3 separate regions of the Homo sapiens genome follow, and all the other regions are linked to region 2. The links are chromatin loops, found by intact Hi-C in ENCODE. Cell type or tissue: B cell. All regions are shown on one strand. Links, peaks and the distances in the headings refer to the core of each region. The heading gives the core; the rest is flanking DNA.

Region 1 (10,189 bases), core at 1,033-9,032, 80 kb before region 2:
TAGCATGATGTTTACTGAGTTTGTCACAGATGGCTCTTATTATTTTGAGGTATGTTTTGATGCCTAGTCTGTTGAAGGTTTTTATGACGAGTGGATGTTGGATCCTATCAAATGCTTTTGCAGGATCTATTGAGATAATCCTATGTTTTTTGCTTTTATTCTGCTCACATGGCGAATCACAGTTACTGATTTGTGGATGTTGAATGAACCTTGCATCCCAGGGTAAATCCCATTTGATCATGATGTATTACATTTTAAAGTGCTTCTGGATTCTATTTGCTAGTATTTTGTTGAGGACTTTTAGATCTATGTTCATCAGGAATATTCATCTTATATACTTTTTTCATTATGTCTCTTCCTGATGGAGTGTGCCAAGAACACACAGTAGAGAAAGGACAGTCTTTTCAATAATGGTGTAAAAACTGGGCATCCATATAAAAAGAAATAAAATTAGGCCTCCTCTAACATGATATAAAAATCAACTAAAAATGAACATAATACCTGAAACCATAAACTCATAGACAACATGGAAAAAGAAAAAACTTCCTGTCATTGATTCAGAACTGATTTATTTGAATTTAATACCAAAACACAGGAAAAACTATGTGTAATTATATATCTGACAAGAAGTTCAAATAAAATATATAAATAAGCCATACAACTCAATAACAAATAACAAGTGACCCGATTAAAAAAGGCAAAATTCTGGATAGATTTTTTTTTCAGAAGACACACACATGGCAAACGGAAAATGAAAAGTTTATCAATATTCCTAATTATCAGGGGAATTCAAATAAAAAGCACAATGATATATCACTTCAAAGCAGTTAAAATGGCTATTATCAGCAAGACAAAACTTTAAAAATGTTGGCAACAATGTGGAGAAAAAGGAATCCTTATATGATGTGGTAGGATTGGTTACTTAACAAATTGAAAATAAAACTATCTTATGATCTAGTGATTCCACTTCTTGTTATATATTAAAAGGAAATAAAATTATTATGCAAAAGACATGTTCATTGCAAGATTATTAATAATAGTGTAGATTTGTAAAATAATTTAAGGGTCATACATTGATAAATGTATAAATAAAATGTGTATACATAAAACTAAATTTATGACGCTTTGAAAAGAAGGAAATTCTGACATTTGCAATAACATGGATGGGCCTAGAGGACATGATGCTGAGTGGAATAAGCCAGATGCAGAAAGACAAATGCTTCATGATCTCATTTACGTGTGGGATCTAAAATATCCAAGGTCTTAAAAGAAGAGAGTAGACTAGAGGGTGTCAGGACCTGGGAGGAGAGGGAATTTGGGTGATGTTGATCAAAGGGTACAGAGTTTCAGTTGTGCAGGGTGAATGAGTTCTGGAAATCTAATGTACAGCAATGTTCCTATAGTTAATACTTTACTGTAAAAACGATTTTTGCTAAAAGGGTAGATTTTAGATGTTCTCATCAGACACACACACATATGCAGTAAATTTAAAAAAATAAAATTGTAGCTCTGTGAGATGATATACACACAAATTACCTTGACTACGATGATCATTTTACAATGTGTATCTGATATGGTTTGGATCCGTATCTTGACCCAAATCTCATGTTATATTATAATCCTCATTCCTGAAAGTAGGACCTGTTGGGAGATGACTGGGTCATGGGGTAGGTCTTTCATGAATGGTTTAGCAACAACTCCTGCTGCTGTTCTCATGACAGTGCATGAGTTCTCACAAGATCTGGTGTCTAACGGTGTGTAGACCCGCCCCGCCCCCCGCTGCACGCCTCCTGTGGCTCCTGCTCTGGCCATGTGATTGCCCTGCTCCTCTTTGTCTTCTGCCATGATTCTAACTTTCCTGAGTCTCCCCAGAAGAATAAACAACTACATTTCCTATAGAGCCTGCAGAATCATGAGCCAATTAAACATCTTTTTCTTTTTTTCAAATTAGTCTCAGGCATTTCTTTATAGCAATGTGAGAATGGCCTAAGACAAAGCATCAAGTGGTGCATTGTTCCTCAACCATATACTTTTAAAAAATTTTTTCAAATATACCTCAATGAAACTGAAAAAAGTTAAAATTACTCTTACAAGAAAGAAATGCATACGTCATGTTTTCACAATAAAAATGAGACAACATAGGAAAACTTACACTAAGGTATTTGTAACAGCTTTGCTTATAATATTCATAAACTAGAAACAAATTTAAAGTCCATCAACAAAAAATAGATCAATATGTTGTTATGTATGGGATGTCAATGTCACTTTATTACATTCTTTATTCTTTTAAGTTATCTCTAAAATCTCTAAAAATTAATTTTTCCAAAGCACCACTCAAAACCAGGGTATTATTAGAACTTGTGGGTGTAATCGTTGGACCAATATTAAGAATAAATTCAATTTAGTTCACATGCTGTCAAATATCCTTTTTTCTTTAAAACTTGTTCACATTGTAATATCAGACAAATATTAGTAATCTATACTTATGACACAGGTTAAAAAATTGTTTAAATAGTTTAATGACATTTGATTGGAAAAAAGAATACACATTCCACATATGTCTTGACTACCTTTTTCTTCTCTATGAAATATATGCTTATTAATTTTTAAGTTACGGATGTTACCCTTATCTTTTTATTTTCCAGAAGTTAATTTCAGTAGGTATATTTGAATGCATTTTATTAATTCATATAATAATGTTCATTACTGAATGTTTTGGATAGGCATGTAATGTCATTTTTATTATGTTCTGAATTTTAAATTATTTTATACATTATTTTTTGTTTTTATGAGAAAATTTACATATAAGAGGAAATGCATAGATCTGGAATTTGTCACTAGAGAGTTTCTGGCAAACGTGAATACTCTTGTCCCCGGCACCTAAGGTAGACCGAAGAGCAAGTCCATCCCCCAACACAGGTCTTCCTGTGCCTGTGGTCAGCTCCTGCGTGCGGAAATGTTTAGATTTCTGACAATACAGATCCATGTTTTTCTCTTTTGAACTTCTCATAAGTGGAATCTAACATTATAGAGCTGTTTTTGGTAAGGGGCTACTTTTGCTATTGTTGAGGTTTCTTCATGCTATTTAACGTATACAATTAGATCAACCTATTGTCATACATTCAATGAATGGACTGATTCAACTGAAACCTCAAAGTCGTTATGTATATATGTAGAGAGAGAGGAAGGACAGAAATTTTATATCTGAGTTAGTCCATTAAGAATTTATTCTTAATATTGGTCCAACGATTACACCCACAAGTTCTAATAATACACTGGTTTTGAGTGGTGCTTTGGAAAGATTAATTTTTAGAGATTTTAGAGATAACTTAAAAGAATAAAGACTGTAATAAAGTGGCATTGACATCCCATATCAGAAAGCAATTGAAAATAAGTAATACATATAAATTCCTGAGAATAAACCTCGAACTACAGGAAGGGTATCATGTATAGTAGGTTGTAATATGTTTATTGTTAAAATTATCACCTTTATGTTGTTTTGAAAAATTAAAGGTAAGCATAAGAAAATAAAGTGCTTTTGTGTTTATTTGGGGCAACAACAGCATGTTGAGAAAACTGAAGAGCCCTGTAATCCTGAGGAGGTGGCCTAATCTAAGGAGAGAGAGGCTCCAGATCCTGTGGACACACAGGGTTAAACCGATTCTGCCCATCTAGGAGCTACTTCCTAAAGCCTATTTTTTTTTTTTTTAATGAGACAGAGTCTTGTTCTGTCGCCCAGGCTGGAGTGCAGTGGAACGATCTCGGCTCACTGCAACCTCCGCCTCCCGGGTTCAAGCGATTCTACTGCCATAGCCTCGGAGTAGCTGGAACTGTAGGCACCCGCCACCACGCCTGGCTAATTTTTTGTATTTTTAGTAGAGACAGGGTTTCACCGTGTTAGCCAGGATGGTCTCGATCTCCTGATCTCGTGATCCGCCCGCCTCGACCTCCCAAAATGCTGGGATTACAGGCGTGAGCCACCGCGCCCGGCGGAGAGGAGATTTCTACTCTGGAAAGGAGTGAGTGGACGGCACAACTGGTTTGGAAACACGACAAACTGCGTCTGCATTTACAGAAGCAACGCACACAGGGAACGTCCTAGCGCCATCTGGTCTCGCACACATGCTTGGGACTCACGGTGGGGATCCCGGGCCTCCACCAGCCCTAGTTGTCGGTGCCCAGCTTGGGAGGCCTGGGCGAGAGTCATTCAGGTCGTGGATCTTCCCGTCCAGCTCCTCCAGGAAGCTCTTCACCTCCACCTCCAGGTGGCGCTGTCGAGATTTATTCTCCTCAGTGTCTGTCTTTAGGGAACTGTAGGTTCCTCCAGGTTCTGGAAAATCTCATTTCCTACAGGATTTTTTTTTTTTAGAAGGCTCTTGGTACATTTCTCGGTAATTAATCCTCCCCAATTCAGACCCATAAAAAAATTATTTGGATTGTATACCTGAGAATCTGGAAGATTTTGAAGGAAAGTTCAGAAGACTACGGAGTGTAGGTCCCCAGGAATCTCACCCTAGTCCACATCTGCCGTTTAGGCTTTCATAGCATTTACCATGTGTGTGCTCTCACCAACTCGTGCTTTCTTCAAGTTCTTTTCCAGTTCAGCCAGTGTCACCTCTGATCCTGGACATGTCTGTATCTTCAGTATTTGGAATGGGTAATTTCCCTTGCAATTTCAATTCCTTGATAGATTTCAAAAATTGTTGATGTTCAAATTGTGCAGATGTTTTTTGACATAAGAATGAGCTTGATGACTTTCCTAATCTTTACATGTTAGAGCATGTAAAGGTGATCTGATGTGTGTATCCTGAATGCTATGTGTGATGTTATGTATGTAAAAGTTATGTAAAGCTTATGATGTAAAGGTTATGTATCAGATGATATCATGGTCTTACAGGTGTCCCTAGCCCTGGACTGGAGCCAGCGGGAGAACCTGGGCCTTTGCACCTGTGACAGGAACTCTCATTCCTTAAACACAAGGCATTCTAATGAGAAAGCTGATATCAGGTGAGGTGCAAAGCAGTGGAGAGGAGATAGAGGTGCCCTTTAACTTCAAGAATTGCTGGAACTTGAATACCAAGATCATCTCTGAAAGGCAGTGGTCTACTGGTGAGGATATCAGTCAGCTCTGTCTTCAGGAATCTTTGTATGTGTGGAAAGCATCAGGGGTGTGATTTATTTTCTTCTGCTCATCCAGTGTATTTCAGAGAAAAATAAAATGCAAAGTAAGTAAGCATGTTCAATATACATGTTAAGAGAGAGAACATGTATAATTCATGGCAATAGAAGTGCTCACTTAATAGCTTGCAGAAGGAGCAGGTGCACAATTGACAGGAGGATGCTCCCTGCCCCAGGAAGCAGGTGCCTTAGAACTGCACTGTAGATGCCTTGCATCAGTAGAACCTGGGCGTGTGTCTGGGGTCTTGTAGGTAGTGTGGAGAGCAGAGCACAGCTCCATTTCTCCTCACTCTGTGACCTAGCATGTGGACCCTCCCTCTGGGCTTTATTCTAGTAAGGTGTTAATTTGATATAGCAGCAGTAGCTTTACCTGCAACCTTTCAAGGAAGGGCCAGTGCTGTTCAGAGTCGTTATTACTGTTGTTGTTCCCACCCTTGTAAACCAGAAAAATACCTGTGTGACCCTCAACTCAGACCTCAGATGACCCTTTGCAGAGGAAGCACCTGCTTTGTTTCTGTCACAAACATGTTACTGGATACTGGATAAAATGTGTGACTTGTTATAGAATGTATCTTAATTATGTTACCTTAGTTAAAATTAGGATTAGTATATGACACTCTGGGAATTTAGCTGAAGATATTTCTTAGCAAAGTGTTGATGATGTGTCCTGATATCTCATTGCTTATAACAGTACAATATGAGAGGAGAAAAAAATTAAAGAGGAAATGTTGGGAACAGGCCCCCCAAAATCTGGCCATAAACTGGCCCCAAAACTGGCCACAAACAAAATATCTGCAGCACTGTGACATGTTCATGATGGCCATAATGCCCACGCTGGAAGGTTGTGGGTTTACCGGAATGAGGGCAAGGAACACCTGGCCCCCCCAGGGCAGAAAACCGCTTAAAGGCGTTCTTAAACCACAAACAATAGCATGAGTGATCTGTGCCTTAGGGCATGTTCCTGCTGCAGATAACTAGCCAGACCCACCCCCTTTAATTCGGTCCATCCCTTCATTTCCCATAAGGGATACTTTTAGTTAATTTAATATCTATAGAAACAATATTAATGGCTGGCTTGCTGTTAATAAATACGTGGGTAAATCTTTCTTCAGGGCTCTCAGCTCTGAAGGCTGTGAGACCCCTGATTTCCCACTTCACACCTCTATATTTCTGTGTGTGTCTTTAATTCCTCTAGCACCGCTGGGTTAGGGTCTCCCGACTGAGCTGGTCTCAGCAACGAAACTATTGAGCAATGTGTTACCAGGTATTTTATACACAAGGGAGGTTTTCTCATCTTCTGGAAACTCCAGTGAAATGAAAAATTCGAGAAAATGTAAGACGTATTTTTACATTCTAGACACACGAGTAATAGAAACTTGAATTTAAATGCAAAAATGCACAGCAAGGAAGTCAAAATTCTGCAGCAGATCATTTTACCTAGTAGGCAGCTTAAACTATTTATAATATGACTTAAATATTCAAGAGGTAAACTTCAGAGATATCCAAATAAATAATTACAAAATTTCAATGTTCAATGACTGGTTGAGAGAAGATTGAACTAACATTATTTTGATGCATCACACCTCAATAATCAAACTATGGCCAATTGTCCAAATGTTGCAAGAGGATGCCTGAGGAAATAATTTCTATCTCCCTTATTTAGGAGTGCTGGCACAACCCAACATCCCCGAAAACCTGGGGTCTACTAAGAATAAAGCCAGAAATTTGAATTAGCATGAAGGATTTAAAGGCCTCACTCACTGACTGGGCTGACTGGTGAAGATGTTCTCCATGAGGCTACACTGTGAACAGTGGGTATGGTCTCTGTTTGTTTGAATGAAAGATAATGAAGAAGGCAAAAGGATTCATGGATCAGGAACCACACTAAAAACTAAATTATGCACTTTAGGAGATTTACATATGAAAAACCTGAAAATGAATTATGCCGTTGCATTCTCTCATTTGTGTTTGATGTGAGACATATTTTCTTTTTTAGAAACCTATTTTAAATCATGGATTTTCATCTCCACTGTGATAGATGAAACTACTACTGCCCCTGGTGAGCCTCATTATTGAGTCTCTAATGTGCACTTGGCATGTGCGGAGAGTTGGGAAGAAGTGACCAGGGCTCTGACCATTGAAGCTGAAGTTCTATGAGAGAGTCTGTGAGAATGTAGACAATACAAGACAGAGGGCAATGTTGGGTGAATTTCTGAGGAATAGGGAAGAATAGCAGAATGAGGCAGGGATCAGGACACCATTCAGCTTGAATTTCTCTATGTGCATTCTCCTAGTGGAATCAGAGAGATACAGCTTAGGACACAGCCCCAGGGCAGCCTTCAGAGACTCTGCACAGAACACAGCCCAGCAAGGTAGCGACAAGTTTTATCTTTGTGTTTGTCTTCCTGCCTCCATCACAATAAATTCTGAGAGCTGCCTGCATTTCTCTTGGGTGAAAATGCTGTGCACCAATCACCATAGTGTGAATGAGAAGTGAGAGGTCAAAATTATTCTTGGAGGACAGGGAACTTTGTGAGACAGAGGTGAGAAAATGATTATAACAACACGGGGACACGTGTGCTTGTCAGAAGAAAGAGTCCACGTGGGGACATGTTTGCTTGTCTGAGAGAAGAGTCCATATGTAGACAAGTGTACTTCTCTGAGGGAAGGGTCACAGTGGAGACAATCATGCTTGTCTTAGTGAAGAATCCCTGTGGGAATATGTGTGCTTTCCATGCGGAAGAGTTCACATGGGAAAATGCGTGCTTGTCTAAGGGAAGAGTCTACAATGGAGAATGGGTGTTTCAGAGAAGAGTCCCTGTGGGAATATGTGTGCTTCCCATGCAGAAGAGTTCACATGGGAAAATGCGTGCTTGTCTAAGGGAAGAGTCTACAATGGAGAACGGGTGTTTGAGAGAAGAGTCCATGTGAGGACCTGTGGGCTTGTCTGAGAGTAGAGTCCACATGTGGACATGCAGACCTATCTGAGTGATGAGCCCGTGAGGAAATATGTGTGCTTGTTATACGGGAGTTCACATGGGAACATGTGTGCTTGTCATATGGAAGGGTTCATATGGGAACATCTGTGCTTGTCTAAGGGAAGAGTCTACCTGGGAATACGTGTGCTTGTCTGAGGGAAGGGACTACATGGGGAAATGGGTGTTTGTCTGTGAGAAATGTCCATGTGCGGACATATGGGCTTGTGGGAGAAGAGTCTACTCAGGGGAAAATGCATTTGTGGGAGGAAGATGTCCACATGAAACAATGTGTGCTTGTCTGAAAGTACAGTCCACAAGAAGCCACGTGTGCTTGTGTGTGGCAAGAGTCCATGAGGGGACAGACGTGTTTGTCTGAAAGAAGAATTCATGTGCAGACACATCTGCTTGTCTGAAGATATAGTGCATGTGGGAACATGTGGGCTTGTCTGAATTCATGATAAGTGGGCTGGAATTCATCCTCCACTCATCACGTATGCACCTGACCCACTCCTGTGCTTTCCATCCAGTGCCTACAGGAAGCACTGATTGTGACAGAGAATCCAGAGGCAGCACAGGTGAGTGAGGGGGTTTGCAAGGGCTTCACCAGGCTGATAATTGACTGAGAAAAACAGTTGTTAGCATGCACAAGTTCTGGACGATACATTGGAAACCCTACCTACACACATTTTGGTAAAAATAATAAAATCCACTTCTGTTCAATTTTTGAGATTTCTAGACCAATTCAGTTGATTCTGAAGTTAGATTCAGGCAAATATGTAATAAACTTGCACCAAATTAAAAACAAGGATGAAATACGGTCAGGGAAATGGATATTGAATTATTTCCATTTTCTATGATGAGGCTGATTTTTAGAATAGAAATGGTTTGAGAGCCTAATGGTGTCCTAAATCTGAAATCACAGTTAGATCTGAGCAGCAATCACAGGAAGTGGAGGTCTCACCCCCCATGAGAAAGCACCTGTGTCTATAAAACTGCACTGGGAGGTCTCTGCAGGCTCTGAGTTGTGTAGGACTAACTCCTACCCCAGACTCAGGAAACATGAAAATCTCTACTCTTTTTGTCGAGAAGGTCAGAGTTAGTGTGCAGAAAGAAGCAGATTACTTAAGATCTCTGCACATGGACAGGAATCAAATAATATGAGAAACAAGTGATCTCACTCTAAATTTAACAGTCCCTCAAGAGAAAGGCTACTATGTGCCTGGACCCTGCACAGAAATAAGTAATAATTCATTTGGGGTAAATGTGAAAATTACAGTTGTTTGTAGACTGCATGCTTGCTTCTCTACGTCATATGAAAGAACCGAATAAAATTAGGTATTCCATGAGATCCAGTCATTTGCAACAACATGGATGGAACTGGAGGTCACTATGTTAAGTGAAAAAGACAAGGCACTGAAAAAAAAAGCATTGCAGGTTCTTACTTATGTGTGTGCTCTAAAAATCAACAGAATTAAACTCAGGAACATGGATGGTAGAAGGATGGTAACTGGAGTCTGGGAGGCTAGTGGGGGCCAGAGAACAGGTGGATATGGTTAATGGGTACAAAATACAGAGTTAGAAAGAATGAATAACACCTACTATTTAGTAGCAAAATAGTGTGACTATAATCAATAATGACTTAATTGCACATAATAAAATTACTTCCAAAGTGAAATTGGAATGTTTTTGTAAATCAAAGGACAAATGATTGAAGGGATGAATACCCCATTAACCATAAACCAACAAATAAAAGTATGTGTTCTGAAGTAAATATCCCTAGAGTATATGTTGGCCCAGAGAATGCACCTCTCAACCCTCCAACATCAGGGAGCCTATGGACCAGACACCCAGCTGCCCCTCTCTGACATCCATGACCTGGTTTGTGCCAAAGCCCCACATCCTGGGAGCTTGTCCTAGACAATGACTGCACAGTGGAGATACTAAGGTGTGGCTGCTGTTGAGCACATGGGTTATCCCTGAAGGGCAACTGTGGTTAGGGAGGCACTGAGGGTCTTGCTGGGCTCAGCTTAAAC
Region 2 (10,189 bases), core at 771-8,770:
AGAATACTCTTCCAGCGACAATATATGCTGCCAACACCATCTCTTGAAACAATTGATTAGCCTAACTAATCCTATTGAATTCTGCAGAAAGACCCAAAGAAAAGATTCTAGGACACAGGAGGGAGCCAGTGCTCTGAAGCTCCAGGTGCACTAAATCAGTGGAGACACAGTGAATACAAGAGCTTGCAGGGGTTTGGGGAGGGTCGTGTTTCTTCATTAGGCTCTTGTAGTTGAATGTTGCATTCGAGAATACCTGCGGGTGTAGATCTATTCAGATTAAAGCCATCTCTGTATCTCCTAGTCCAATAACACACATTTTCCCTTCTTCCTAGTGTCTTGCCTATAAAGAAAGTACCTCCTACACTGACACTAGGTCTAGGTTTATGCCATTTTTTTTGTCCTAGAGATCTAAGAAAAACAGGATACAAGTGGAGACTTGGGAAGTGCATGCAGTTTTTTTTTTTTTCTTTTTCCTTAGCTAGGAACCCTGCAAATGGCCCATGGTAACAGAATCTGTGGTCAATGCGGGAGTTGCCAAGACCTTGTCCTTACAGAGTTGATGTCAGAGGCTTCATATTGCTCTTCTGTCCTTGTCTTACTCTCTGCCATTCTCTTTCAGTTTCCCTACGTTCTCCTTCTCTGACAGAGCCTGTGCATTGTCACACTTTCATCTTTAATTTGTGCATCCCGGAAGTATCATATGTAGTTACAATTGAATCTTAATAATTTAGTGCTCTTCTTTCTATGGAATGTGACCTATATACAGAGTCTCCAGAAGTCAAATTGATGCTTTCCCTTTTCTGGCTGGAACATTATAGGATTCTTACCCTATTGGCTAATTTGACCCATTTTCCTTATAAAGGAAGGCTGCTGTGAGGGGTCTGTAATGGAGATGGACTGCCTTCCCCTACATAGATAAGGTGCTAGAAATGTTCTTCCCCTGGATCTTCTATCTGGAGAATTTTCTGCTTGTATTTCTCAGAGTTTACGTCTCTTGATGACTTAGCCATGAGATAATCTATTACAATTCTCATACAAAAAAACCTGGAGGTTGCTGGAGAAAAGAAAGCACAAGAGTGTGGGGTGTGGGGTCTCCAGGATTTTGCACCCTCATACGGTCAGACATGCCCTCTTTGTTTATGTAGTTCAGATTTACATATAATAAACCCCACAGCCAGGCTCATCTGAATTGCCACATGCTCATTTAAACTCACTGGAGAAGCAGCTGAATGTAATCATCACAATGAACTCAGAGAAACCTGGAGGGTGTTTGGAATGATGTAGACCTTTAAACGTAGATGATAATTGTTCCCAGTCTTGTTGAAATGGCTGGCAGCCCCCAATCCTGTTTCTCTCCTCCACTTACCTGAATGTCTCCAAGAACCTCATGAACCTAAGGACTCTCTTTTTCATGGATGACTCTGAGGATTCTCAATCTGGTCAGTGCCACAATCAGAGGCAGCTAATGGACGATTCTCTGTCCACTGTTATGTTGAGCCCATAACATAGGACACATATACAAGAGTGGCCAATTCATGTCAGTGCCAATCAACATTTAATTCAAGGGGCATGATTTTCAGTGCATTGAAGTACAAAAGCTTCATAATTCTTAATAGAGGCACAAAGCGAATGGTTTGCTGAAGAAATGAGCTCATGGTTGGAAGAAAGCTGACTGCCCCCAAGAAGAGTCTCTTTAACTAAAGCACCTGAAACGTGATGTCCTGAGACCTTGTGAAAATTCATTTCCTTGAGTAAAAAAACAGGAAAGCTATTCTCAAATCATTGGAAGAAACCTTATCAGAAATTTAATCAACACAGCAGTCATATTCCAGTAAGTCAATCCTTGGGTTTATGTTTCACAACTCAAGAAGCTATAAAGAAATCTATATAATTGGAAGGCTGCTCCAACAGAGGGAATTTTGACCTATTTAATTAATAGAACAGTATTCATTCAAAGACACTCTCCTATGGAATCTGCAACTTAAACAGATCTCTGCAACCTGGAAAAATTTTCTCACTTATTTTTCTCTAGACATCCATAAACGCAAAAAGGCATCTCGTATATTTGTGCATCAGTTATCTATGGAAGTACTTTGCATGTTAATGAAAGTTTATCGAAACATGGTAGCTTAATCACCTAATGTGAACTCGCACTTCACTGGTTTCCAAAATTCTCCACCTGTGTGATGGGGCAATGGGTGCCTCTGAGAATATGCTGATTTTTGGACTGAACATATTCTCCACTCCTCACTTGACTCCATGGTTCCTGGCTCATACAAATGTGTCTATGACTGAAAACCCAATGCTGATATTTAGCAAATTTTCCTCTTATGAGATTCATATTCTCTCTTTCTCTGTATGTCTCTATCTCTCTATTTTTCTGTGCCATTACTAGTTATTACTGAATCCTGAATCCTGCCAACAGACTCCATCTCACGTTCTGCCAATCTTCTTCCTCAAAGACAATTAGGGGCAAACTCATCCTTGCCCAAGATGGGAAAACTTTCTGGACTTATTTATTAGAGCCTCATATGAGAACCCTGATCAAACATTATTTGCTTTTGGATTATACCTCAAATCTAAAACTGTTCTTCGTAGCGGCTATGACATTCTGTATTCCCATCATTACCATTAGGCAAAACAGTGTGGTGGCTCCTAAATGAATTAAAACAGAAATACCATATGACCAGTGATGCAGCTTATGGAAATATACCCAAAGAGATGAAATTACCGCCTTGTGAAGATACCTGCGCTCCTGTGATTATTGCAGCTGTATTCACAACAGCCAAGATATGGAAACTAAGTGTCTGTCAATGGGCAAATGGATAAAGACAATGTGGTATGTGTACACAACATAGCATTATTATGCCTTATAAAATAAGGAAATGCTGCCATTTTCCACAAGACAAATGGACTCCCACCACCACTAGCAATGGATTTTATCCATTGCAGCCCCTCCCTGAGAGCCGGCAGATCCAGGTCCACTAGTAAGGACTGGTTGTGACGGAGTGGCCAGTAACAGTGTAGGTGAGGCAGAGGGTAAGTGTGTGCTATTCAGGTCCAGGGCTGACTCCTGCAGCTGCTCCTGGGACAGGGCATGTGATTACATGGAGAATCAGTCCCTGTCAGTCACATGTACCTATCCTAACCCGATAGACCCATGTCTGACATCTGAGACGCTCACCTTCAGGACCTGCTACCAGGCACAGGAGAAGACACGATAATGACATCTTCCTTATGAACACAACTCTGCATTCCCCAGATACCTTACCCCTGCCTGAGGGGAGAGCTGTTACCTTCCACAGTCCAAAAGCATTTTATACCCTGGAGCCTGAATAATATTTTGGATGTGGCAAAGCCTTGTGCTTATAAGACAGAGGGACACAGGTCAGACTCCCCATGGATTTGATATGTTTTATTGTTGTCTGTTTATTTACAGGTTGACATGATAATGTCCTTGCCAAAAACTACAGTCATGACAGTTCATAAAATTTGCTTTATTCCTGTTTTCTTTTTTTTTTTTTTTGAGATGGAGTCTCCCTCTGTTGCCCAGGCTGAAGTTCAGTGGTGTGATCTCGGCTCACTGCAAGCTCTGCCTCCCGGGCTCACGCTATTCTCCCGCCTCAGCCTCCTGAGTAGCTGGGACTACAGGTGCCCGCCACCATGCCTGGCTAATTTTTTGTATTTTTTAGTAGCGATGGGGTTTCACCGTGTTAGCCAGGATGGTTAACCTTGTGATCCTTACCTTGTGATCTGCCCACCTTTATTCCTGTTTTTCCACCTGTGACATTTGAACTTCTGTATCAAGTGAGCAATGTGCATACCTTACAGGAGCAATTACAAAATAACTCTCTAAGTCATCACTATTACACAAATGCTACCCTGTCCTTACTGACAAATGTCTCTGGAAAGATTTAAGTAAACATACATCATAAATTGCTTCCTTAAATTAAAAGTAGCATAAGGTTCAGAAACTCATGAACTCCCTTTGCCAAAGGTACCTCCACTAGAACTTACAACCCATGGTCTCCTTCCTCAAGGACACAGACATTCTCATCCTATGACTTGATTCATCAAAAGCCCATGTATTTCCCATTTTACCTTCAATATTATACTCCGATTCATCACATGCTGATACAGCAAAGTATTTTAGGGGATTGAAGTGCCATGTGGAAACATTCAACAGAATGTTAAAGATGCCTTCCCATTACATCTTCCTAAATAGCTTCTTTACTGCTGTCCACTTGGAAATTCTTTATTTTAGAAGAGACATCAGAGAAAAACAGCCTCAAATATTGTGAAAGGGGCTAATGACCATTAAGAACAAATGCAGCAGTGACTCCAGGATGTGAATCCATAGGTTTACGCAGTGAAAATGAGGTGGGTTACATAAGTCATTTTGAGAGGATTATCCTGTGCTCCTAGAATCAGGACTAAGGGTGGCATCACTGTAGGGTTAAACAGGGAGTTGCTGGGAAGATATCCTTGTAGAAGTGATTTTTGTAGGACTAAGGGTGGCATCACTGTAGGGTTAAACAGGGAGTTGCTGGGAAGATATCCTTGTAGAAGTGATTTTTGTAAGGTTGTGGTTTCTTCTATCCAAGGCTGTGGTTAAGCAGAATCCATTTACGGTAGTTCTTGTTTTCTGGAGTATATGCATGAGAAACTTCTTCATGGTCATTCCTAGTTCCATTTGTCAGGGTGTTAACACAAGTGTTTCCATTTTTATTCTGACAACTTTCACACCCTCTTTCTAATACTACTGGTGAGGAAGTTGAATCTGTGGTTGTTTGTACAGCACAGGATAAATTTCACATCCACATCCCATTTTGTCCACGCAAGCTCATCCCCTTCACTCCTGTTGTCCACATTCGTTCCCAGGTAGTCTCCACACAACACACTGGAGGGTGCTGAGCAATGGGAGAAGAGAAAGCCCCAACAGCCACTCCCATGTGGCTGCAGGAGCCACAGCCTGAGCCCCGCCTGAGCTGCAGGGAATGGGCTTGAGGCTTGGGGCTTTTGCAGCAAGAAACACCTCCCCATTTTACAGGGAGCAAGAGAAGTACGAGGAAAAGCAAGAACAACAACAAATAAAAAGAAATAGAATGGTTTAAGAGCAAAAGGGGACCCAGATCAGTGCTGATACTGATTTGCATACTTTAGTGTCAGGAGAAGGAGAAGGGTCAGACGTGAAACCTGTGAGGTTCTACATGACACTGACCCTGTCCCAGCCTCTCTATTGGCTGGTATCAAAATTCCTGAAGACTGATCTAGTCAGGGAATCTCACAGAGGTTTCTGTCCTGAGTCTGACTGGAGAAGATTCACCAGGCACCCCTGAGTTTCCTCAAGGCTGATCCTGGTGACCATGGTTGAGGACTTTTCATCTCTGTAAGCATCCATCTGCATTTTGTGCATGTAAGAATAGGTTCTCATATTAAAATAATCATTAAAAAACATGTAGAGATGACACTGGTAAGCACAGAATTCTGAACTTAGAGAGGTTCCCTAGAGAAATGGTAAAAAGACGAAGTCCCACACCCTGACAGGAAATCAGCCTCTGTGTGCACCTGCCTCTTGGGCTGACTCTGATCAGTGGCTCCTGAGCGCCCCCTGCAGCTGGTTTCCTCCAGCGTTCCTGCAGGGAAGTTTGTATCTGGGCTCACATTGACTTCCCCTCACTGTGTCTCTTGCACAATAATACACAGCCATGTCCTCAGCTATCAGGCTGTTCATATGAAGATACAAGGACTTCTTGGCGTTGTCTCTGGAGATGGTGAATCGGCCCATCACGGAGTCTGCATAGTATGTATCACCACCAGTACCAATAGCTGATACCCACTCCAGACCCTTCCCTGGAGCCCGGCGAACCCAGTGCAGAGCATAGCTACTGAAGGCGAATCCAGAGGCTGCACAGGAGGGTCGCAGGGACCCCCCAGGCTGTACCAAGCCTCCCCCAGACTCCACCAGCTGATCCTCACACTGGACACCTGCAAACACAGAGACACCAAGGTCAGAAATTGCCAAACATATCCACTGTTTCTCTCACTCATGTAACTCACACTCAATCTCTCTAGTTCTCCATGAATCACATTTTAATATAGCAACAAGGAAAACCCAGCTTAGCACAAACTCCCTGGTGAGTCCTGTGTGTTCAGTCCTGATCACTGAATGCAAACACTTGGGAATCCCAAGGCTGGGGCTCCTCTCCCAGAGCAGCAGGGTCAGGGGTGGGCTGGTTTTCATCCAAAAATTACGGAGACAACTAGGGGTCAGGCAGATAAGTTTTTGGTGTATCTGACATTTAATGTATTTATTTGTTTCTTCCTATCATCCCTTTTTTGTATAAAATGTCGGCTGTTTACTTGTAATAAATTTTATGAGTTTTAACTGACAGATGATAAAATTCACATATTTAACATGTGCAATAGTAAACTTTGAAAAAATAATCTCTATTTTCAATGAGGTAACAAGTCAACTCCCCTCAGCATTCCTCTTGATCTTTTATATTATTTGTTTTTTCCCCTTCCCTTTTTCTACCATTTCTTTATAAACTACTGATGTTTTCATATTTCTTTAGACTAGTATTTATTTGGTAGAATTTATAAGAATGAAATAATATAGTATATTCGCTTATGTATTTGGCTTATTTTTCTCAATAGAAATACTGAGAATTAAACCATTTATGTTATATGTGTTTATTTTTTTATAAAAATTGGTAGCATTTCGGCAAACAAATGTAGCGTAATTTGTTTTTCTATTAAGTTGCTAATTGATATTTGAATTTTTTATTACATTGGGTCTTACTAACAAATCTGCTACTCAGTTTGGTAATGTACAAAGATGATCAATTATACATAAATTATATAAATATATTTATTTTTGCAACAACAATAACAGATAAACAAGATAATGTGTTATTTGGCAGATTTCCTTTAGTATTTCAGATAATTGAAGTTATGAGATAGAAAACATACTTATAAACCAAAGAGTATCTGAGACTAATCTCAATAGATTTAGGAAGTTCATTTTTCCAGGACTAAGGACATGCCTGTGACACAGCCTCAGGGAGTCCTGATGATACGTGCCCAGTGTGGTGGGACACAGCTTGGTTTTACACAATTTAGGGAGACATGAGACATTAATTAATATATGTAAGGTATATTTATTTAGTTCAAAAAGGCAGGACAAATTGAAGTTGGGGGGAGAGCTACCAGATCATAGGTAGGTATGAGAGAAATGGTTGCATTATTTGAGTTTCTGATTAGCCTTTAACTGAATGCACAGTTTACAGGAATAGTCACATAGGCCTTAGTCTGGCTTAGTGAAACAATAGAGCAAAGGGAGCAATCAGATATGCATTTGACTTACGTGAGCAGAGAAATGACTCTCTGCTTGGTCTACAATGTCCTTGGTCAACAAGGATTTTCTGTGCGGTCAAATTTTGAAGGAGATATGTAGCTTGTAAACACCTTAACAGCTATCATTTTAGGGAAAGAATGGAAGGTGGGTTTGCCCCAAACAGTTTTCAGCTTGGCTTTTCCCTTTGGCTTAGTGATATGAGGGTCCCAAAGATTTATTTTCCTTTCAGGAAAATGGAAATTTTGGGAGAAATGAGTTCTTGTAGAGAGAAACAAAGCCATAGTGTTAGCTAAACTGAGGCAGAAGTTGCCATGTGAAATACAGCCTATTACATGTATTGGATTGCTTAAATTCTAGGGTGGTAAACATGTTGCCGTGTGAAATTCTCAGGAACCATATGCTGAAGGGCACTGATAAAGTGAATTAAATATGGCCTGAGGAGGACTCCGTACTTCTATGTTTGAGTCCTTGTGGACAAACTGTAACCTACCTGAATAGGTGGACGAGATTGAAAACCTAACTCAGGAGTATGTACCTGAGCACCTCACCAACAGCTGAGCGTTGGCCAATTTCAGCAGCCATACCTCAACCACTCATACACTCTTGAGTGTGCAAACTGTGTTTAAATAAGACAAACATCAGCCTGTAACCAATCCAGCTGTTTCTGTACCTCACTTCTGATTTCTGTACATCATTTAAAAAAATGTATAAATCTTCTTCAACCACATGGCTGCACTGAATTCTCTTTCAATCCGCTGTGATTCCGGGGGCTGCCCAATTCATGAATCATCCATTGCTCAATTAAACTCCTTTAAATTTAATTTGGTTTGAGTTTTTTTTTATCAGCATTCTTATCCAATTGAATTCCTTTGTTCTAGAATGGGTGCAGTCAGAAAAATCTTATTTTCCCAAAGTGTCTGTCTGAGAGAGGAGAGCCCATACTTCTGAAATGCATTCAGACCCACCTCCCTCATCTTCACTACAGAACTAAGGAATCACCCTGCAGGGGCCAGCCACTGAACCCATTATTCCAGATGCACTGGTGGAGCCCCAGAGGAAATGGGATAAAAACCGAGGTTCTCACCAAAGTTCCATTGAAATGCACCTCCTCTCTGTCGTGGAATCAAATCCTTAATCTGCAGGGCATGGCAGCAGATCTAGAAGGTGATGGTAACAGTGGAGAATATTGGAGCTGTGGGAGGGAACAACTGGGAAAAACAGGAGAAAATATACATATTTAACTCTGTGGACTTCAATCTATTTACATGTTAATTAGGTGGAATATTTCATAGCTAAAGACCTGATCTAGAATGAGAAATAGTAGAGAGATGACACATGGAGAATGCAAGAGTGGGAAGCTGAAGTTCAAGTTCTGATATTTGTTTACTGATACTTGTCTCCTGGCATGTCCAGAACTTTATGAGTACAGAACTCCTCTAATAGAGAAACAAACTCTCACAGGACATGGTCCTCAAAACGATCTCACCTTCAAATGGCACATTAACAATCTCAAACTTTTTTGGTTTTACCCTTTGCAAGTTGAACTCCTGGTATGGTGTGTCTGTCAATATTTGCACACATTTAATTGATATAAATATATTTCTTCTACATCTTCCAACTATTAAGATATATGAAAAGTCTAAAATTTTCTCCTTTCAAATTGGGTCCTCATCACCTCATTGGGTTAGGTAAATGCTTCAAGTATGATGGGGTATGTAAAGACGCATTGTAGTTTTTGCTAAATTTTTTATGTTTTATTTTATTTTTATTTTCAAAAATAAAGATGAAGCCTCACTATTTTTCACAGACTGATCTCAAACTCCTGGGTTCAATAAATCTTCCCACCTCAGCCTCTCAAATTTCTGGGATTATAGGTGTAAGCCACTGTGCCTGGACATTAATTACTTGTTTTAACTTTTTAATTGCATTTTTGTTTTGAAATAAGTGTAATTCAGGTGCTGGAAAAATTTTCTCCTCAGACTCCTCTGCAGCAGCTCCAGGGCTGACATCTGTGTGGAGTGGGTTCTGGGCCTGTCCTGCAGCTCTGCCCTCACCCTGCAGGGGAGGATGCTGTTTGGGCTCACAGAGCATATTCTCCCAATGTCGCTCTCCAAGAAGAAAGGGGCAGTTCCCTGGTTCACAATCCTCTCTCAGCAGCATCTAATGCTTTTGAAATTGTCTCTTGAAACAGTGATTTGTCATTACTATACCCAGTAAACTGCAGGGAGAGCCCAAGCATAGATTCTATGAAACCACCAGAGAGTCTGTTCCCTGGGACTGTCAGATGCAGTGACACAGTCAAGATCCATGGTGAGTCCAGAAACTTTCAGAGAACTCATAGGAGCTTCTTATTTCTTTTAGAATTCTCTATTCAAAGTCACGCCAAATAGCATCTCCACAGAGAGAACTACATGGCTCAAAGCTCGCAAAAATTAAAACACACATGTACACACACACACACACACACACACAGACGCACAGTGTACTATGGCTGATTTTTACAATAATTGGCTCCTGATTTTGGATTTTGCCTAGTGTAACCAAAGGTTTCTGAGAGAGCTCTCAATCAAATTAAAATTAATTTTTCCAAAGTTATGGCATGCTTGGAAGAAAAGTAATCACAGAAACAATGCGTGGTTAGTGCCATTCCCAAAAGACATTTTTTAGGGCTTTCAATATATAAAGGGGAAAAGCTGGCTAGAGGGGAAAGAGGAATTGCATGAAAACTTACATGTAGTAATGAAAAAGAAGCACATAGGGAAATAGAATATCAAGTGGTTCTCCTGCACTAAGTATTTCAAAGATGAACAAATTGTAGCTATCTGTGAA
Region 3 (10,189 bases), core at 1,323-9,322, 57 kb before region 2:
AGATAGCTCTTATAATTTCGAGGTATATTTTTCTGATGCCTAGTCTGTTGAGGGTTTTTATTATGAGTGGATGTTGGATGCTATTAAAAGCTTTCTCAGCATCTATTGAGATAATCTATGTTTTTCGCTTTTATTTTGCTTACATAGTGAATCAGTTACTGATTTTTGGATGTTGAATGAAACTTGCCTTCCAGGGGTAAAGCCTACTTGATCATGATGTATCACATTTTAAAGTGCTTCTGGATTCTATTTGCTAGTATTTTGCTCAGAACTTTTAGGTCTATGTTCACCAGGAATATTCATCTGATGTTTTCTTTTTTAATTATGTGTCTTCCTAATTTTGTATGCCAAGAACACACAGTGAAGAAAGGACAGTCTCCTCAATCAATGGTGTAGAAAATGGTCATGCATGTGCAAAAAAAAAATGAAATGAAACTAGACCTTCTCTAACACCATATACAAAAATCAACTAAAAATGAACATAACCTGAAACCATAAATCATAGACAACATGGAAAAATATTCGTCATTGATTCAGAAATTATTTGAATTTAATACCAAAAGCAAGCACAGTAAAAAAAACTATGTGCAATTATATATCTAACAAGAAGTTCCACCCAAATATATAAATTAACCATACAACTCAACAGCAAATATCAACTGACCTAATACAGAGGGCAAAAACCTGGTTAGATTTTTTTTCAGAAGACCCACAGATGAAAAACAGATCCTAAAAAGGTACTCAACATTCCTAATTATCAGGGGAATTCAAATAAAAAGCCCAATGAGATATCACCTCACACCACTTAAAATGGTTATTATCAGCAAGACAAAAGATAACAAATGTTGGCAAGAATGTGGTGAAGAGGGTATCCTTATATCGTATGGTAAGATTGGTTAGTCAATAAATTGAAAAATAAAGCTATCATATGACCTGGTGATCCCACTTCTTGTTATATCGTCAAAGGAAATAAAATTATGATGTCAAATACATGTTAATTGCAAGATTATTTATAATAGTGTAGATTTGTGAAAGAATTTAATGACCATAGATTGATGACTGTATAAAGAAAATGTATATATATAAACTGAATTTCATTTGGCTTTCAAAAAAAAAAAGGAAATTCTGACATTTGCAACAACACGGATGGAGCTAGAGGACATGGTGCTAAGTGGAATAAGCCAGATGCCGAAAGACAAATGCTTCACGATGTCATCTGCATGTAGGATCTAAAATATCCAAGTTCTTGATAGCAGCGAGTAGAGTACTGGGTCCCACGACCTGGGAGGAGAGGGAAATTGGGTGATATCGGTCAAAGGGCACAGAGTTTCAGTTGTGCAAGCTGAATCATTTCTGGAGATCTAATGCACAGCAATGTTCCTGTATTTAATACTATATTGTAAAAGTGATTTTTGCTAAGAGTAGGTCTTAGGTGTTGTTATCAGACACACATACACACACAAGCTCTACATTTAAAAAAAATTAAACGGTAGCTCTGTGAGAAGATGGATATGCAAATTACCTTGACTATGATGAGCATTTTACAATGTATATCTGATATGCTTTGGATCTGTGTCCTACCCCAAATCTCACGTCGTATTATAATCCTCAATTGTGGAAGTGTGACCTGGTTGGAGGTGACTGGGTCATGGCGTGGGTCCTTCATGAATGGTTTAGAACTGACTCCTGGTGCTGTTTTCATGACAATGCATGAGTTGAGTTCTCACAAGTCAATTAAACATCTTACATCTTTTTTTTTTTCCAAATTACTCAGTCTCAAGCTTTTTTTTTTTTTTTTTTTTTTTTTGACAGAGTTTCGCTCTGTCGCCCAGGCTGGAGTGGAGTGCAGTGGTGCAATCTCAGCTCACTGCAAGCTCCACCTCCCAGGTTCACGCCATTCTCCTGCCTCAGCCTCCGGAGTACTGGGACTACAGGCACCTGCCACCACGCCCAGCTAACTTTTTGTATTTTTAGTAGAGACGGGGTTTCACCGTGTTAGCCAGGATGGTCTCGATCTCCTGACCTCATGATCCGCCCACCTCAGCCTCAGGCATTTCTTTATAGCAGTGTTAGAATGGACTAATACAATATCAAAACATCAATTGGTGCACCTTAAACATATATATTATAAAAATATTTCAATTATGCCTCAATACCACTGAAAAAAATTAAACTTACTCTTAGAATAAAGAAATACATACTTCATATTTTCTCAATAAAAATAGAACATCAGAAAACTTACACTAAGCTATTTGTAACAGCTCTGCATATAATATTCATAAACTGGACACAAATTTAAAGTCCACTGACATAAAAATAAATGAAAATATTGTCATTTATTTACTTAATGGACTGACTCAGATATAAAATATCTCTGCTTCCTCTCTTTCTCTCTCTCTCTTTCCATGTACATGAAAATTTTGGTGGTTCATATCACAGTCTGTCTATGAATTGAATAAACGACAATATGTTGATCTAATTTTATACATTAGCTAGCATGAATTAACCTCAAAAATAGAAAAGTAGCCCCTTACCAAAAAAAGTCTATAATGTTTGATTCCATTTATATAAAGTTCAAAGCAGAATAAAATACATCTATAGTGTCAGAAATCGAAACCTTTCCCCATGCAGGATTTGACCACAGGCATAGAAAAAGACGCATGTTTTGGGGAGAGACTTGCTCTTCAGGCTACCTTAGGTGCTGGGGACAAAGGTATTCACATTTGCCAGAAACTCTCTAGTGACACATTTCAGATCTATGCATTTTTTCTTATGTGTGAATTTTATCTCATAAAAACAAAAAAAGTAGAAAAGTTTGAAATTCAGTAAATAGTAAAATTAATATTAAAATCCTATCTAAAATATGAACATTATTATATGAATTAATAAAAGGCATTCCAGTATACCTACTAAAATTAAATCCCAGATATCAAAAAGATAATGCTAGCATCTGAAACTTAAATAATTATAAGCATACATTTTATAGAGAAGGAAAAAATACTCAAGACATGGGGAACATGTATTTTTTCCAATCAAATGTCACTAAATTATGTATACAATATTGTAACCTGTGTCATTAGTATAAATTACTAATATTTTGAGTAATATTACAACTGAGAACAACTTTAAAACGAAAAAGGATATTTGAGAGCACATGAACTGAATTGAATGTATTTTCAACTGTGGTCCAACTATTACACTGCTAATAATACCCTGGTTTTGAGTGGGGCTTTAGAAAAAAATTTTTTTGAGACGGAATTTCACTTTTGTTGCCCAGGCTGGAGTGCAATGGCACGATCTCCACTCACTGCAACCTCTGCCTCCCGGTATCAAGTGATTCTCCTGCCTCAGCCTCCCGAGTAGCTGAGATTAAAGGCATGCACCACTCCCGGCTATTTTTTTTTTCATATTTTTAGTAAAGAAGAGGTTTCTCCATGTTGGTCAGGCTGGTCTCGAACTCCCGACCCCAGGTGATCCGCCTGCTTCAGCCTCCCAAATTGCTGGGATTACAGGTGTGAGCCGCACAAACGTTTATAAAAAACCTACTTTGCACCAGGCATTGTGCTAGGCACCCTCACTGTGTGCTGTTCCCGCACCACAATCATCCGCTCAGAAATTAAAACCAAGAAAAGGAACATTGTCGCAACCATACAAACTGGGGGGCAGAGGGCAATATCGTGGATGCAGGTGATCCCCAGGCCAGAAAATGTACCCACCAGAAACCTGTTTGCCATCTCGATAAGTCTCCACTAAACAGTTGTTTTAAAGCCTCTCGTTATTGACGGAGAGGAATGTTGTTCTCCCTGTGCCCCCTGGGCCTGGCGCCTGATGGACATTCAAATACCCTGAATGCTATTCGATAAAAGGAGCCCGATGACCTGGTGTAAAGAATATCAATATTTGGATTAGAAAGTGCTTTTTTTCAGTTCATATGGTTTCAACAGCCCTTATGAAAAATATAAACATCCCTGGCCTGACTGTGTAAATGTTGAAGGTAGACCTAGTTCTGGATTCCTGAGTCAAAATCTTCCAGTTGTCCACAACCTCACAAGGCCAGAGAAGCGAGAGGAAATTTTTCTTTTTCTTTTTTTTTTTTTTTTGAGATGGAGTCTCGCTCTGTTGCCCAGGCTGGAGGACAGTGGTGCGATCTCGGCTCACAGCAAACTCTCTCTCCTGGTTCAAGCGATTCCCCTGCACCAGCCTCCCAAGTAGGTGGGACTACAGGTGCTTGCCACCAAGCCTGGCTAATTTTTTGTATTTTAGTACAGACAGGGAGGGTTTCACCATGTTGGCCAAGATGCTCTCGGTCTCCTGACCTCGTGATCCTCCCGCGCTTCGACCTCCCAAAGTGCTGGGATTACAGGCGTGAGACACTGTGCCTGGACAAGAGATTTCTATTCTGGGAAGGGGTGAGTGGACGGCACAGTTGGTTTGGAAATACAAGAAACTGCGCCTGCATTTACAGAAGCAACGCACACAGGGAACGTCCTAGCGCCATCTGGTCTCGCACACACGCTTGGGACTCACAGGAGGGGCCTGGGCCTCGGCCAGCCCTAGTTATTGGTGCACAGTATGCAAGGCCTGGGCGGAAGTCAGGCAGGTTGTGGATCTTCCGGTCCAGCACCTCCGGGAAACTCTTCACCTCCACCCCCAGGTGGCGCTGTCTGGATTTGCTCTCCTCAGTGTCTCTCTTCAGGGAACGCACTTTGTCTTCCAGGTTTTGATCCTCTCTCTGCCGCCTCCATCTTCTCAGAGACACAGTTGCACTCACCTGAGCTGAGGAGTAGTTTTACTTTGCTTTTGGGGACTTCCACTCTTTCTCGTTTTCTCGGAGCTCCGCCTCCAGCTCCTCGATCTTCCTCTTCAGCTGCGTGTTCTTCTCCTCTCTGTGGATCTCACGGCCTCTTCCTCTGCTCCACGCTGGCCACCGACTCCTGCAGCGCCGTGGGCAGCCGGGCGTCGCTCTCCCGCCGGATCTGCAGCTCCATCTCCCACCTCTTCCCGTGGGCAGCTCTCTGCGTCGAGGCCGCCTTCAGCTTGTGGTTCCCAGACTGCAGGTGCGTGTCAGCTGCAGCGGCCTGAGAGGCCTTTCATCGTCCGTCCCGTTGACACTGGATGCCGGAGTAGAAGATGGGGCTCCATGCCCGGATTCTCGGGATTATTACTCGAGGGCTCCATGTTCTCCTGGGTCTTGTCTTTGGCTGTCTTGGCCGCTTCCTCCACCTCCTGGAATTTCTCTGCAAACTTTGTCAGCTGCTGCTCAGAGGAAAACCCCAAACCAAACACCGTGTTGGCTCTGCTGTCGGCCCACTGCCCAGACGTCTGTGACACATTGGTGAAGGTCATATTCGGTGTGATTGTGCTGTTTATGGTCACCTTGGCTCCGTCCACACTGACGATCCCATAGATGTTCCTTGTGACATCATAGAAGTAAGAAACGGTGACCGCCTGTTGCTCGCAGGCATCCAGTGCTTTTTGGTGTTGGGGTCAATCTGGAAGACCTGTGCTCCGGTGGTGAAGATGGGCTGTTCTTCCATCCCCGGCACTGCTCCGGCGGCCACTCCGACCCGGCCTCTCACGCTCACTGTCCGCCCGCTTGGCGTCTGCTACCGGCGCGGCACGTGCGGAGGCCCCTGCGCGCCTGGCTCAGCCCAGGCGCCGCTCCATTCCACCAGGCGCGGGCAGGCAGGGGCTCTCGAAAAATCATTCTAAGAGATAAATTAAAAGAGTAATCTGTAATAAGGGGAATAATCTGTAATAAGCATTCCAACTCAGAAAAAAACTGAATATATGTAATACATATAAACTCCTGAGAAGAAAGGTCGAAGCACAAGAAGGGTCTCATGTGTAGCAGGTTGTAATATGTTTATTGTTAAAATTATTACCTTCATTTTTTTTTTTTAAAAAAAGCAAAGCATAATGAAATTAAGTTTTTGTGCTTATCTGGTACAACAGCCTGTTGAGAAAAATGAAGAGCCCTGTAATCCTGAGGAGGGGGCTTAATCCAAAGAGAGATGCTCCAGGTCCTGTGCACATGAAAGATTTGCCTGCTTCTGCCCATCCAGGAGCTTACTTCCTGAAGCCTTTGAAGCCTTCAGGAGGCAGGAGGCTGAATGAGTTTCTCAGGACAATCTAATCATATCCTGACAGGGAGAAAAAAATCATGACCTAGGACGGATTAAAAAATGTATAATTAAAATTTCATTGAAAATTGAGAAATTTTGACTATGTATTTATAGAGTGCAAAGCTATGTTATGATTTATGAATGCAATATGGAATAACTGAATCTAGCTAATTGACATATATATCAACTCAAATCCTCAAATCCTTATTGTGTGTGTTTGTGTGACAGGGACATTTGAAATTTGTTCTTGGCCATTTTAAAATGACCAATACACTATATTTAAGCTTACAAATAGATACCAATTTATGTAAACTATAGAGAATCATTGCAATGAATAATGGATTACTATAATTTATATTTAGTTAATCATTAAGTTTCATTCATTAGGACATATTTTATAATGATTTTATTATATTAAATATAAAAGACTAGACATGTATGCATAAGTTTGTGTATTTACACATATGTCTACAGATGTAAATTAATGTCGCCATAGCTATGTAGTTGAAGATATCAACAGATGTTAATACAACCTAGGAGAATAAGTGCATATTATTAGGAAGAATTATTTTTGAAGGATTTTTTTTATTCTTTAAGTTTTAGGGTACAGAGAAATGCAAATCAAAACCACAATGAGATACCATCTCACACCAGTTAGAATGGCAATCATTAAAAGGTCAGGAAACAACAGGTGCTGGAGAGGATGTGGAGAAATAGGGAACACTTTTACACTGTTGGTGGGACTATAAACTAGTTCAACCATTGTGGAAGTCAGTGTGGCGATTCCACAGGGATCTTGAACTAGAAATAACCATTTGACCCAGCAATCCCATTACTGGGTATATACCCAAAGGATTATAAATCATGCTGCTATAAAGACACATGCACACATATGTTTATTGTGGCACTATTCACAATAGCAAAAACTTGGAACCAACCCAAATGTCCAACAATGATAGACTGGACTAAGAAAATGTGGCACATATACACCATGGAATACTATGCAGCCATAAAAAATGATAAGTTCATGTCCTTTGTAGGGACATGGATGAAGCTGGAAACCATCATTCTCAGCAAACTATTGCAATCACAAAAAACTAAACACCGCATGCTCTCACTCATAGGTGGGAATTGAACAATGAGAACACATGGACACAGGAAGGGGAACACACACCGGGGCCTGTTGTGAGGTGGGGGGAGGGGGGAGGGATAGCATTAGGAGATATACCTAATGTTAAGTGACGAGTTAATGGGTGCAGCACACCAACATGGCACATGTATACATATGTAACAAACCTGCACGTTGTGCACATGTACCCTAAAACTTAATTTTTAAAAATACCCCTACATATAAATTTAAAAATTACTAAAACACAAATCCCAATTTTAAAAAATCATGATAAATAACCATAGTAAAATATCAAAACCTCATAAGACTCCATATTCCTGCAAAAACAAACCCGCCTCCTGCAGCTGAGAAAGGAAACCTCCCCCTGCACCCGCCCCTGGGACCTGTCCCATCCTCAGTGGGTCCCGAGCGCCCCCAGTTGGCCCTGCGCGCCCCTGCAGGGAGATTTGTGTATGGGCCTACGTTAACCTCCCCCTCACTGTCTCTAGTACAGTAATAGATGGCCGTGTACTCGGTTTTCAGGGTATTCACTTGCAGATACAGTGTGTTCTTTGAATCATCTCTTGAGATGGTGAACCTGCCTTTCACAGATGCAGCGCATTCTGTCGTGTAACTGTTACGTTTGGTTCTAATACGGCCAACCCACTCCAGCCCTTTCCCAGAAGCCTGGCGGATCCAGTGCATTCAGAAGTCACTGAAGGTGAATCTAGAAGCTGCAAATGAGAGTCTCGGGGACCCACCCAGGCTGTACCAAGCCTCCCCCAGACTCCACCAGCTGCGCCTCACGCTGGACGCCTGCAAACACAGAGACACCCTGGTCAGAAACGGCCACACATATCTACTGTTTCTCTCACTCATGTCCACTCGCACTCAACATCTCTCATTCTCCATAAATCACCTTCAAACTCCGAAACAACATTATACTGAATAGGAATATGTTGAAAGTATTCCTCCTAAGACTCAGAACACGTCAAGGATGCCCACTTTCACCACTCTTAATCAATATGGAACTTGAAATCCTAGCCAGAGAAATTAGGCAAGAGAAAGAAATAAAGGCACTCAAATTGGAAAAGAGGAAGTCAAACTCTTTGTGTTTGCTGATAATATGATTTTGTACTTAAAAAAACTAATATTCTTTCAAAATACTCCTAGAATTGATGAGTTAATTCAGTAAAGTTTTAGAATAAATGAAAAAAGCATACAAAAACCAGTAGCATTATTATACACAAGTAACAATCAAGTAACAATCTAGCAGAAAGCCATAGATGAGTGGAACAGAATAGACATTTCATAAATAAAGTCAAATGCCTGCAGCCAAACTGACTGTGAAAAACTAGACAAGAAGCATACACTGGGAACAGGTCACCTTGTTATATAAATTGTGCAGGAAAAACTGAACAGCCATTTGCAGCAGAATAAAACTGGACCCGTATCTCTCACTATATCCAAAATTAAGCCAATATGGATAAAAGACTTAACTGGGAGACCTGAGAGTCTGAAAGTTGCAGATGCTATTCTAGGAAATATTGTTCTGGAGATTGTCCTAGGCAAAGAATTCATGACTACAACCTTAAAAGTAAACAATAAAAACCGAAATAGACCATTTGGACTTAATACAAATAAGAAGCAAAGCATCTGAACAGCAAAACAAATAATCAAAAAACTTAACCGAAAGCGTACAGAATGGGATAAACTATTTTTAAACTCTGTATCTGACAAAGAGCTAATATTTACAAACTACAAGAAACAAAAGCAACACAAAAACCCACAAATAACCACATTAAAAATGAGCAAATTACTACAATGTTTATTTTTCAAAAGACAAAAAAATCATCAACCAGCATATGAAAAAATAATCAATGACATTAATCATCAGAAAAATGCAATTTAAAGACACAGTGAGATACCATCTTATACCAGTCAGAAAAGCTACTATTAAAACAGTCAAAAAGAAAAATGGAACAAAACAAAAAACAGATGCTAGTAAGGATGCAGAGAAGCAGGAGTGCTTATACACTGCTAGTGGAAATGTAAATTACTATAAGCTCTATGGAAAACAGTATGGAGATTTTGCAAATAATTAATATTGGAACTAATATTTCATTCAGCAGTCCCACTACTGGGTATCTACCCAAGGGAAGATAAATTATTATATCAGATAGATGCCTGCATTTATATGTTTATTGCTGCTCTATTCACAATAGCAAATACATGGTACCAAACTAAGTTTCTATTAGTAAATGATTAGATAAAGGAAACAGTCGTATATGTTCATACATATACATATATGTACACACACATCCCCACACATACACACACTATACATGTGTATGTACATATACACATTTAATTACTACTCAATAATAGACAAGGAATGAAATTATGTATTTTCCAGTAGCATGGATGAAACTGTAGGCCACTATCTTAAGTTAAAGAACTCAGAAGAATAAAGTTGAATACCACATGTCATATATAAGTGAGAGCTAAATAATATGTACACATGGATACAGAGTGTGGAATAAGAAATATTGGAGACTTGGAAGGTTGGGAGGGTGGGAGTGGCATGTGGGATGAGAAGTTACTTAATGGGTACAATATACACCATCCAGATGATGGCTATACTCAAAGCCCAGATTTTATCCCTCAACAATATATCCATGTAACAAAACGGCACTTTCACCCCATAAATTTATACAAATAAAAGGATAAGTGATACATATCCCAATTATCACAAACCCACTCCAGAATGTCTTATACATACACACACAGCATTACCACTACTTTATTGTAGTGTTCCATTTTTTTCACTTAAAAGAGAAAGGCAATCTCCATTGTCAGGGTAAATACACTTTGGAGAAGCTGTTATCCAGTAGGCCAGGGCAGTGCAGCTCTCCCATCAGCAACCACAAAGCTTTGTGTTTGGGTCATGTACATT

Evidence for each region. Hi-C counts contacts between places; a loop is a spot of excess contacts. Peaks named below come from ENCODE experiments on the same cell type or tissue, not always from the same donor. Only the 100,000 strongest peaks of a DNase experiment are listed, where the experiment ranks them.
Region 1: it touches region 2 in a loop (14-fold over the local background); 9 of 110 quality-filtered maps call a loop at or near these places.
Region 3: it touches region 2 in a loop (21-fold over the local background); 9 of 110 quality-filtered maps call a loop at or near these places.

What each region holds. Positions count from the first base shown.
Region 1 is chr14:106,432,245-106,442,433 of GRCh38, forward strand. All of the region lies in intron 1 of LOC124903400 (a long non-coding RNA gene), which reads left to right. It also overlaps IGH and the pseudogene IGHVII-40-1. Among named protein-coding and RNA genes, the nearest start is that of LINC00221, 45 kb to the right of the region's middle. In B cell, for the core only: CTCF peaks have their summits at 4,241 (motif pointing right) and 4,449; a DNase peak (open chromatin) is centred at 4,257; H3K27me3 peaks cover 435 bases.
Region 2 is chr14:106,512,895-106,523,083 of GRCh38, forward strand. It overlaps IGH, the pseudogene IGHVII-46-1 and the pseudogene IGHV3-47. Among named protein-coding and RNA genes, the nearest start is that of LINC00221, 36 kb to the left of the region's middle. In B cell, for the core only: CTCF peaks have their summits at 5,623 (motif pointing left) and 5,824; a DNase peak (open chromatin) is centred at 5,607; H3K27ac peaks cover 270 bases.
Region 3 is chr14:106,455,519-106,465,707 of GRCh38, forward strand. It overlaps IGH, the pseudogene HOMER2P1 and the pseudogene IGHV3-42. Among named protein-coding and RNA genes, the nearest start is that of LINC00221, 22 kb to the right of the region's middle. In B cell, for the core only: CTCF peaks have their summits at 4,666 (motif pointing right) and 4,866; a DNase peak (open chromatin) is centred at 4,643.